Regions from separate parts of the Homo sapiens genome. Here region 1 is linked to region 2. The links are chromatin loops, found by intact Hi-C in ENCODE. Cell type or tissue: PC-3. All regions are shown on one strand. Each heading gives the region's core, and the rest is flanking DNA. Links, peaks and the distances in the headings are about the cores only.

Region 1 (5,383 bases), core at 183-5,182, 100 kb before region 2:
CAAAGGGAGCACATGTCTTCAGAGCACGGAATAATGCTATGCCTTGCCCCTTTCTCCCAAGAGGAGCACAGAAACCACAGATAACTGGGTAACATTTTTTCCTTCCTCATTTTCATTTTCTACCTCCACACATGGCGTTTCTATTTTGACTGCCTTTCTCCTGCCCTAGGCTGGCCTTTGCTCAGTTCCAAACATCTGCTGTGAATTCTAATTACACAAGATTTTCTTGGAGAGTCATTCTTTGAAAATTCATTTTTGCAAGGCTTTCCCCATCCCCTTAATGTGAGCTTCAAAAACAAATCAGCATATACAGCTCCTGGCTGAATGATAAGCTTCCAACAGGGAAATGCAGTTGACCAAATATTAAATTGAGAAGTTCACTTCATCTGTTCTCAGGAATGATTGGCATTCCTTCAGAGACTAACTGTTTACCCACAATTTCTGACAACCAGCTGTACCTAGGCAGCCTGTTCTTTCTCTTCGTTCTTGTCTCCAGGGTAGCATTCGTTATAACCTTAGGCTGGCAGCCGACTTTAATCTCAGTAATCCCATCAGCTCCTTGCAGGATTTTTAATGCCAAGGAGAGTTTTTTGGACACCTGCACTTCCAAGTTCTCCATCAGCACAGGAAACTCTCATTACCAGGAGAGGCCCACCTAGATCACTGGGAAATACATGGAAAATTGGTGTAAAAAGATGCTGTCAAACTTTATAGGCCAAGAGACTGATTTAGACCATCACCCTCATCTGCAAGTCTTTAGTTTCCAGAAATTCATCCTTGTGTTTGTTTTTGAAACCAAGCTTAAAGGGGAAGGTAGACAAATTAAAGCCATGATTAACTGCAAAACCAATAATCAGCAACGCATTTGTTTGTGCTGGAATAGACAGATGCTGTTTGAGTAAAAGTGTGTGTTTATCTTGAGCCACTTAGAAATCACCCAATCGTGCAGATAAAACTTTATGGGTAGCATAGAATAACAGCTTTTAAAAGAAAAATACACCTTACCTGTACATGCTATTTAATACTTTCCTAGTCTTTTAGGCATGAAAATTTCTTTAAACTGCTGAAAACCTGGAGAGGTGTGTGTGTGTCTGTGTGTGTGTGAATAACTTCACCTTGGAAAGGTGTCAGACATCCTTGCCTCACTGCACAGCCACCTCCAAGACTTCTTCCATGAGGCTTTTTTTGTGAGGCTGCTTCTCAGAGACCATGAGACAAAGAAACGCACAGATTGCAAAAGGCCTGAAGTCTATATTCATTTCCTATCCACAGAAAGCTCCAATTCCAACAACTTATAAAAGATCATATGTTAATTTGGTAAAACCATTTTGATGCGGTCACTCTAGTGATGCAGTCAAATTCTGATGTTGTTCTATTTTCAAAAATACAGGAAGGGTATGGGAGAAGTCTGAGATACCAGGTAGGTAAACATCTGATACATAAACATCCTGTGGACGTCATGCTTGCAAATAACCTTAGCTCTAAAATAAGAAGGTTGAGACGAGGTTTGAGTGAGGTATTTGAGAGCATAATAGATATAGCGAAAAATGTATTTAATCTCTGATGCCTTTGGGGGTAACTCCAGGAAGAGAACCACTATTAAGTTAGGGAGAGGTCATTTGAGAAATAAATAAAAAGGAATACTTCACACAGTGTGGACCTAGCCAGTGAAATTCATCAGTTAGCAGACTCTAGTTTTAAGTGGTGAACTTTTCAAAGGACTAGAAAGTTTATGATTTATTGTAATATTTGCAGTTAGAAATGCTAAGATAAGAGTAGTCACATTCCTAGCTTAAGGGTATAAGTCAGTTGCTCAAACACCTTAACATTGACTTTAATGACAGGCAGTTTGGAGGAAAGGAGTTTCAGATCTTGCCGGCAATGCCAGACTTACATAACATCGAATTTAAATTCAACAAACATTTATTGAGCATCTGTTAAGAATTAGGCACTATATGTGAAAATAGGTGAATCTGAAGTGAAGAAGACCCCCATTTTTTTTTTTTGAGACAGGGTCTTCCTCTGTTGCCCAGGCTGGAGTGCAGTGGCACGATTGCAGCTCACTGCAGCATCGACCTCCTGGGCTCAAGTGATCCTCTCCTCAGCCTCCCAAGTAGCTGGACTACAGGAGCATGCCACTACACCTGGCTAATTTTCTTATATTTTGTAGAGACAGGGTCTCACCAGGTTGCCCAGGCTGATCTTGAACTCCTGAGCTCAAGTGATCCACCTGTTTCAGCCTCCCAAAGTGCTGGGATTATAGGCATGAGCCACCGTGCCTGGCCTAAAGTGAAGGAGACTCTCTCTCTCCTTCAAAGGAATTATAATCTAGGTACTACTGGCAAAACTATGCGCACACATACACACACACACACACACACACACACAGAGGCACCCACTCCAATTACCCAAAAGACTAAGTAAAAAAATATTAGGTCACATTCTCATGGTTAATATGTGTACATATGCATCATCGTGATCTTCATAGTAGCCATGCAGAATGACTAAATGAGGTAAGCATTGGCATTTCTGTTTGAGAGTAGAGGAAACTAAGACTTGAATGGACTAAGTAACTTGCTTAACATTATCCAGGTCACTCCTGCAGGTCAAAGCTACAAAGCTACTTCTGGGGTCTGTGCTTTTTTCCACCATATGCTGCCTGCATCACCCCAGTTTTCTCTCTGTTGTACCAGAATGCATTGATTCATTTTAATGCAATCTGTTCACTCTGTATTGTGATTTACTATTTACTTGACTCTTTCCCTCACTGTCTAGAGGGCAGGAATCTTATCACCTTCACTCCCTTTCACCCAAGCACCTAGCACTTATTTGTGTTATGAATGAATAATAGCCACCCATGAAGTTCTCTCCACACTGGACTGGATATTAGAAACACAACTGCTCATCATTAGAAGATCATGCTCTGAACTCATGAACTTCTCCTTAAATGTTTGAGGCGAGAACAGTGTGATTTCAACAGAAGCGTGAATCTTTAAAGAAAGCATCCACAGTTTCTGTGCCATTTCATTGACAGGTTTTATTTTAAATGTAGACATCCACAGAGGATAGGAGCTGCAGCGTGTGCTGCTAGACTCAAGAGAGAAGTCTCGCTGACTCATGCAGGTTGAGGTTTTGTCTCATTCCCAGGAATGCTTGGACTCCCAGAGGCAGTGAAGCCACACATTTTAGCAGAATTACCTCAGCAGTGTGGTGCATGATCATGAACTTCAAGTTTACCTACAAGGAAGATTTCATTGTCCTTCTGTCACTAGCCAAACACTTCACAGCCTAGACTCCTGGACTACATAAAGGCCCATACAAAAGTGTTTGTGTGCATTTGTGTATGTGTGAGTGTGTGTGTTTGCAGTGGGAGAGGACACTTATCTTTGCTCTCCGAAGGAATTTTGCCATGAGATACCAGATAGAAGGAAAATATTCATCGGGCCGGGCCTGGTGGCTCACACTTGTAATCCCAGCGGGGAGGCCAAGGTGGGCAGATCACTTGAGGTCAGGAGAACTGCCTGGCCAACAGGACACAACCCCATCTCCATTAAAAATACAAAAATTAGCTGGGCATGGTGACACACCCCTGTAGTCCCAGCGACTATAATCACTTGAACTCAAGAGGTGGAGGTTGCAGTGAGCTGAGATCCACCGTTGCACTCCAGCCTGGGCAACAGAGCCAGACTCCATCTCAAAAAAAAAAAAAAAAAAAAAGAAGAAGGAAAATATTCATCATAGCAAATATTTTCAAATGTAAGCAATTGGGTGGGATTTGTGTGTGTGTGTGTGTGTGTGTGTGTGTGCGCGCGCATGTGTGTTTCTTCTGCCGTTAGTTCATCAAAGCTGGCCGCTTCTGCTTCCCCAGCCAAAGTCCAACCCCCTGTCCTATGAGGTCCACTTTGAATGGTTCAAATGACCTGTTTTCCATCAAGCCCTTTCTAGACCCTTCCAGAAGTAATTTTCCCTTCTTCTGAATCCCATAATGCCCCACTTATCACTAGGCTGACACTTTTTACTTTCAGTCTCATAACATCATTACCTCCACATAGGCTTGTGTGCTTCCAGATCCTGGCATACAGTAAATGTGTGTTGGATTTAATGGACGAAATGCTTTTATCTGGATACTTGGCATTCTTCAGTTTCGTGTAATTTCACACTTTTAGTTTGAGTGGCTACGATGTGTGAAGCTCCATGATTGGGCTTTGGGATGCAGCTGTGTGAGCAGACACTCTGGGCTCCATAGTTTATCAGTTGCTAGGCTCCAAGCAGAGGTAATAATTGCTCAGAAAGACCAGGAGTGTGAAAAAAAAAGAAGAAAAAAAAGGTCTTAATTGCGCTACGTCTCAGCTTCATTATCTATAAAACCTGTCTGCGGGACAGTTAAGAAAATGGAAGATGAGGTACAGGAAGTTAGCACTTAGTACAATACCTGACACATAATGGTTGCCCCAGAGAAGTTTTTAATAGTAACAAAAACAATAATCGTCAGCAATACTTTATCAACACAATACAGTCCTACTGAATTATGTGCAGAGATCACCAATTCTGCTACCATGTCTTAAAGTGGCTGAAATCCAAACCAGCCGTTAACTCATTCTTCTATTACTGTTACCCTCTTTGTTTTAGGGCTGACAAATATTAGGAACGGGTGACCTGTATACACACTCTATTTAATCTTACAGGGTATCTAGAGCTGTACCCTTGCAGTCAACCAGATCAGCAGCACTGAACCCAAACGTTTCTCTTGCCTACCTAACCCATGCAATTCCTACCCTCTCGGTCTTCTACTAGACGAATACTTTCCTAGCTTTCATGGATATTACACATAAACAATCAGATGGAATCAAGAGTTATATTAGAAGAGCACAATACCCACCCATGCCCTCTATGTAGTACGTGCTTGCTAACTCTTTATTAAGTAAACCCATCTAGCAAGAGCACATGCGCTGATTCTCCTATGAGGTTCTTGACCGGAAGATTTTCATCCCATGTATACATATTTGAGACTGATTACCATTGTTTTAAAACTGTAGCATACTTATTTTTTCTCTGTTAAGAAATTTCAGTTAGGCAATTTCTATCAGACAGTTTTTAAGTTAAAATCTTAGCCAAATTCCTAGGGATTACATTTGGTCTGTTCTGACAGCGTGTCCTCTTTCCAAATCAAAGGACTAGGCTCAGGTTTTAAATTAAATGTAACTTACAAATAAGCATTCAAAAAATGTTAATTAAAAGTATTAAGTCCCTGAATCTTTTACTGCCTGGAAAGAACTCCTAAGTCTCTTTGCAGGAAGGGGAGGAGGGGACATTAAAATGTCATCTTTTTGACCAAGCTGTTAAAGGTTTCCAAGGTATTCATCTGCAAGTTAACATGCAATTG
Region 2 (5,383 bases), core at 150-5,149:
CCGAGTCAATATGGTAGCATGTACGTGAGCCCAACTAATCCTGGGAAACAAAGTTCGTCCCTATGATGAGCATAATTTTCAGAAGGAAGATAGTATATTTTGTAGGAAAGAGCATGGGGTTTGGAGGCCTGGGACTTTGGTTTATGATCTTACAATCTGTCTCCTCTTGCTAGCTTTGTGACCTGTGGTGACTCACTTAGCTTCTCTCACTTATAGATCTGACATCTGCAAAGGAGCATATTAAGCATAGCCACCTCCAGAGTTTTTGTTAGATGAATCAGAGCACAGATCCGTCTCCCTGACTGGTTGCTAATTAATCTGTGTTGCTAATTAACCTTCCCTCCCCTGCAATCCACACCCCAAGCCCTTGGTCATATCACTGCATTGTCCAACAGAAAGGAAGTGTAAGAAATATGGATTCTTCTTTTAAAACCCTGATAAATTACTTAATGGAAGGTGGAGGAGGTTAGGTCTGTTTTGGGTTGAAATGGGTTTTCATGAGTGAGTTGCAGATCACTTAGTCCCCCATCCCTCCCTCAGTTTCCCCTGGAGAGGCTGCACTCCAAGCATATACCTGTCTCCTATCATGTGGAATCCAAGTCAGCTCTTCGTTTCACATCAGCAGGCTTTCTCTTCAAAACAACCCCACTTTGCTACTACATGACCCCCTCTTATACAGAGGAGTTTGCCACAAATTACTCATCAACATGGGTCTGGGCACATAATTGCTTCATCTCCCAGGCTTGGCACATCTGTGTAAATAGTTTTGATTAGTTTCAGTCTCACTTAATAGTAACAGTTGTGTGGGCCAAGGGAGGTTAGGCTTGATCTTAGACTAAACCAATTAGCAGCAAGGCTCCCACTCCCCCGTCTTTCTGCCCCACCCCTGCATCAATGCCTGCATTTGTAGCAGTGAACAATCTCTAAGGTGATTGTGCCAAGTTCTAAGCCGGGACTTTCAAAGACTTGCCTGGGTACTGCCGCCTCTGCACATAAACTTTGAGAGCACTGTCCAGTCTGGACTGAGCCTAGCTACCTCTGCTATAAGTCACCTTTAACGTAAGTTGCTCTTTTGGGGGCTTCCATAGTTTAAATATGTTGAAAGTTGGCCTCTAACGTGAGCTTCACCCAGTAGAGCCAAGTTGCATGGTTTATAAAAAATGTTATTTCAGTTATGTGATATCCTTTAAACACAGAAATGCACTGAAAATGGGCCAGGCATGGTGGCTTATGCCAGTAATCCCAGCACTTTGGGAGGTCAAGGCAGATGGATCACTTGAGATCAGGAGTTTGAGACCAGCCTGACCAACATGATAAAACCCCACCTCTACTAAAAATACAAAAATTAGCTGGGCGTGGTGGCAGGTGCCTGTAATCCCAGCTACTTGAGAGGCTGAGGCAGGAGAATCACTTGAACCTGGGAGGTGGAGGTTGTGGTGAGCCAAGATCATGTCACTGCACTTCAGCCTGGGTGACAGAGTGAGACTCCATATCAAAAAAAAAAAAAAAAAAAAGAAAAGAAAAGAAAAAAGAAACATACCGAATATGTAAAAGCTCCCAATTTTAGCTCAGTGGTTACTTGGCAGATATCAACCCAATGACCACAACCAAGGAGGATTGATTGATTGATTGATTATTTTAGATTCAGGAGGTACATATATTTGTTTGTTACATGGGTATATTACATACCAGTGGGGATTGGGCTTCCAGTGTCCCCAATATACCAGTAGTGAACATTGTACCCAACAGGTAAGTGCTCAACCCTTGTCCTTCTTCCATCCTCTCTGCTTTTGGAGCCCCCAGTGTCTATTATTTCCATCTTTATGATCATTCGTACCCATTGTTTAGTTCCCACTTATAAGTGAGAACACGCGGTATTTGGTTTTCTGTTTTTCAGTTAGTTCACTCAGGATGATGGCCTCCAGCTCCATCCACATTGCCGCAAGAATGGTATATATAAACCATGGAATACTACACAACCATAAAAAGAATGAAATCATTATTTTCATTAGTATTCCATGGTGTATATAGACCACATTTTCTTTATCCAGTCAACCACTGATGGGCACTCAGCTTGGTTCCGTGACTTTGCTATTGTGAATAGTGCTGCAATAAATAGGTATATTATTTATATGGTCTCTTTTCCTTTGGGTAGATACCCACTCATGCACTCATAGGATTGCTGGGTTGAGTAGAAGTTCTATTTTTAGTTCTTTGAAAACTCTCCATACTGTTTATCACAGAGTTGAGCTAATTTACATCCTCACCAACAAAGCGTAAGTGTTCCCTTCTCTCCACATCCATGCCAACATCTGCACAACCAAGGAGGATTTAGCAAGAGGATTTTATTCCTTGCAACTAGTAACAAGAACACCTGGGATAACTCCCAAAGCAGTGCCTCCTCGAGCTGGGGGCTAGGTCCGGTTTTATAAGGATAGGGTAATAAGGTGTGATCTGATTGGATTTCACAATGAAGTGATGTCAAAAGCCACGATCTGACTAGATCCTGCCATGAGGTGATGCCAGGGCTCGATCTGATTGGATCCTGATCCTGCCCTGCAGTGTCCGCTTCTTATTTCAGTCCCCACTCCTCAGTCCAAGCACTTAGGTTCCCCTGTGGTTGCATGCCTTGGCTCATCAGGGCATGCTCATGATCTTCAACCTGGGAGTCCCGGGCAACTGAAAAACAAATCACAACTTTGTTACATAAAAGTTGAACCAGATTGGTCTGGTGCAGCTACAGCACTGGCAATAGTGGAGCCATGGGCTGTGTGTCAGCTGGCAGATGAGCTGGCAGATGATCTGGAAATTAAGGTGGCTGTTTTGCCATCCCGTCTCTTTGAGCTGGTGGAGCCTCTAAGCTGGGACTCTGAGCAGAATCTAGAAATGACTGGTTATCTCCTGTTCACTGATACTCGTCGACTGGAAAATATTACTGGGTACTGAACTGGCACAACTCTGCCTTGAAATGACTCAACCTGCATGAGTGGGGTGAGTCATCGCCCTCTGCCACCTTACAGCACAGGCCCCACGTGTTGGTTTTTATTACCCTGCATAAGGTCCAGGCCTCATTCAAGTAGGACTCCAAGGCTGCCTGTCCTCACTTCCTCCATTAGGAAAGAGGTGACGAAGGTGGATAACAATTTTACCACCTGGGGATGTGGATTTCTGCCTTCTATTCGTCATTCCTGACATAGGTTTGGCAAGTCTGTGGGTGCCTTTGCTCCTTGCTCGCAGCTAGAACTGAGAATCCTAACAGCCAGAGAGGTTATTATTTTTCTTATGTTGTCACTAGATTCCAGCTCTGAAATTGCAGGTAATTATCTCTCAATGACCAGCATGCCATCTTTCTCCTCTCTATTTTACACCCAAGCAGGCAGGATGGTTGCTGTATGGTGCATTTTTATTTAATTAGCTAAAAGGCTTGGATCTGCTTCTGTTACCCATAAATTAATGCCCATTGCAGCATGCCATGTTTATTAGTCATGGTGTGGGATTAGATGTCAAGAACAAGAGCTTCATCTTCATCACTGGGCATTGTCCTGTCCAAAGAAAGCAAATGGTTGAAGAGACCAAAAACAATCTGGAAATCCTGTAAGTAGCATCACATAAGCAAAGCAAAGTAGGCTTTGGCAAAGGGAACACATTCAGTCCCCTGCTAAGAAGAGCCACTGCTGAGCTGAAAGCCCCCATAGCTCTGTTAAAAGTGAGTTAAGGATCTAGAACCAGAAATACCATTTGACCCAGAAATCCTATCACTGGGTATATACCCAAAGGATTATAAATCATTCTACTGTAAAGATACATGCACACTTATGTTTACTGCAGCACTGTTCACAATAACAAAGACTTGGAACCAACCTAAATGTCCATCAATCATAGACTGGATAAATAAAATGTGGCACACATACACCATGGAATAATGGACAGCCATAAAAAAGAATGAGTTCATGTCCTTTGCAGGGACATGGATGAAGCTGGAAAGCATCATTCTCAGCAAACTAACACAGGAACAGAAAACCAAACACCGCATGTTCTCACTCATAAGTGGAAGCTGAACAACGAGAACACATGGACACAGGAAGGGGAACATCACACACTGGGGCCTGTTGGGGGGTGGGAGGCTAGGGGAGGGACAGCATTAGGAGAAATGCCTAATGTAGATGACATTGATGGCTTCAGCAAACCACCATGGCAAGTGTATACCTATGTAACAAACCTGCATGTTCTGCACATGTACCCCAGAACTTAAAGTATTTTTTTAAAAAAGTGAGTTAGGGCACTATAGGAACTGGGCAGGACACACAGCCCAGCCTGGTGGAGTGAACCATGAAGGTGATCCTTGAGTTGAAGCCCAAGATTTAGTAAGAGTTGGCCAGGTGGAGGGTGTGAGCCTACCATTCAGAGGGAGTAGACACATGAACACAGGAGAGAGAAACTGCAGGTGGCGCAGTAGAACTGCAGAGGGGAGAAAGGCACCCTGGGTTCTAGAGGGCAAGGCAGCACTGGATCAGGAAGGTCTTACATGATCTGCATGAAGGATTTTAAGCAGCAGAGCAGCATGATCAGAAGTGCAGTTTCTAAAACTTATGCTGGTGGAAGAGAGGAAGAAGGCAAGAGTGAAAGTAGAGAACCCAGTAAGGAAGCCAGGAAAGAAATGCGGACAGTGGCTGGGCTCTGTGTCTCATGCCTATAATCTCAGCGCTTTGGGAGGTGGAGGCAGGAGGATTGCTTGAGCCCAGGAGTTTGAGACCATCCTGGGCAACATACCAAGACCTCATCTCTACAAAAAATAAAATAAAGAAATAGCTGAACTGGTGGCACATGCCTGTGGTCCTAGCTACTAGGGAGGCTGAGGTGGGAGGATTGCTTTGAGGCTGCAGTAAGCTGTGATTGTGCCACTGCACTTCATCCTAGGCAACAGAGTGAGATGCTTGCTTAAATAAAAAAAAAAAAAGAAGAAATGTGGATAATTAGAAACCTAGGCAGTGGTGGTAACAATGGAAAGAGACAGAGCAGACAGATGTGGGGGACAGTGTGGGGCAGGGGATGTACTGGTCTTTGAGGTTGGTCATCTGGGAGAACATCAGAGCCACTCACTGCAACCAGACACCCAGGAAGGGGAGCAGGTCGGCAGAAGAGGGCACGGGAAAGAAAGATGGAATGATGGCATGTTTCATTTAACCCAGGTTGAACTTGAAGCCTTCCTGTCATATACAGTGTGCACCCATGTGGACTAGTCGCACATGTTCAGGTAACTGTAACATCCTCTGTGCCCCATTGTGACCCTTTCTGCCACCCCTACTGGGGACACAGAAGGAGAAACTGTAGTTAAGTGCAGTGTGAGACTGGGGAAACTGATCAGCTGTGATCTAAAGCAGGG

What was found. A loop is a pair of places that touch in the nucleus more often than their neighbours do. Peaks named below come from ENCODE experiments on the same cell type or tissue, not always from the same donor. Only the 100,000 strongest peaks of a DNase experiment are listed, where the experiment ranks them.
Region 1: a loop joins it to region 2, with 5 times the contacts of the local background. A loop is called at or near these places in 4 of 110 quality-filtered maps.

The regions. Positions count from the first base shown.
Region 1 is chr10:33,235,911-33,241,293 of GRCh38, reverse strand. All of the region lies in intron 6 of NRP1 (neuropilin 1), which reads left to right. Among named protein-coding and RNA genes, the nearest start is that of NRP1, 96 kb to the left of the region's middle. In PC-3, for the core only: no CTCF peak of the experiment used is centred there; DNase peaks (open chromatin) are centred at 1,837, 2,473 and 3,183; H3K4me3 peaks cover 430 bases; H3K27ac peaks cover 5,000 bases.
Region 2 is chr10:33,131,864-33,137,246 of GRCh38, reverse strand. No RefSeq gene overlaps it. Among named protein-coding and RNA genes, the nearest start is that of IATPR, 18 kb to the right of the region's middle. RefSeq lists an enhancer at 2,281-3,480. In PC-3, for the core only: no CTCF peak of the experiment used is centred there; DNase peaks (open chromatin) are centred at 186, 3,026, 3,486 and 4,446; H3K27ac peaks cover 2,040 bases.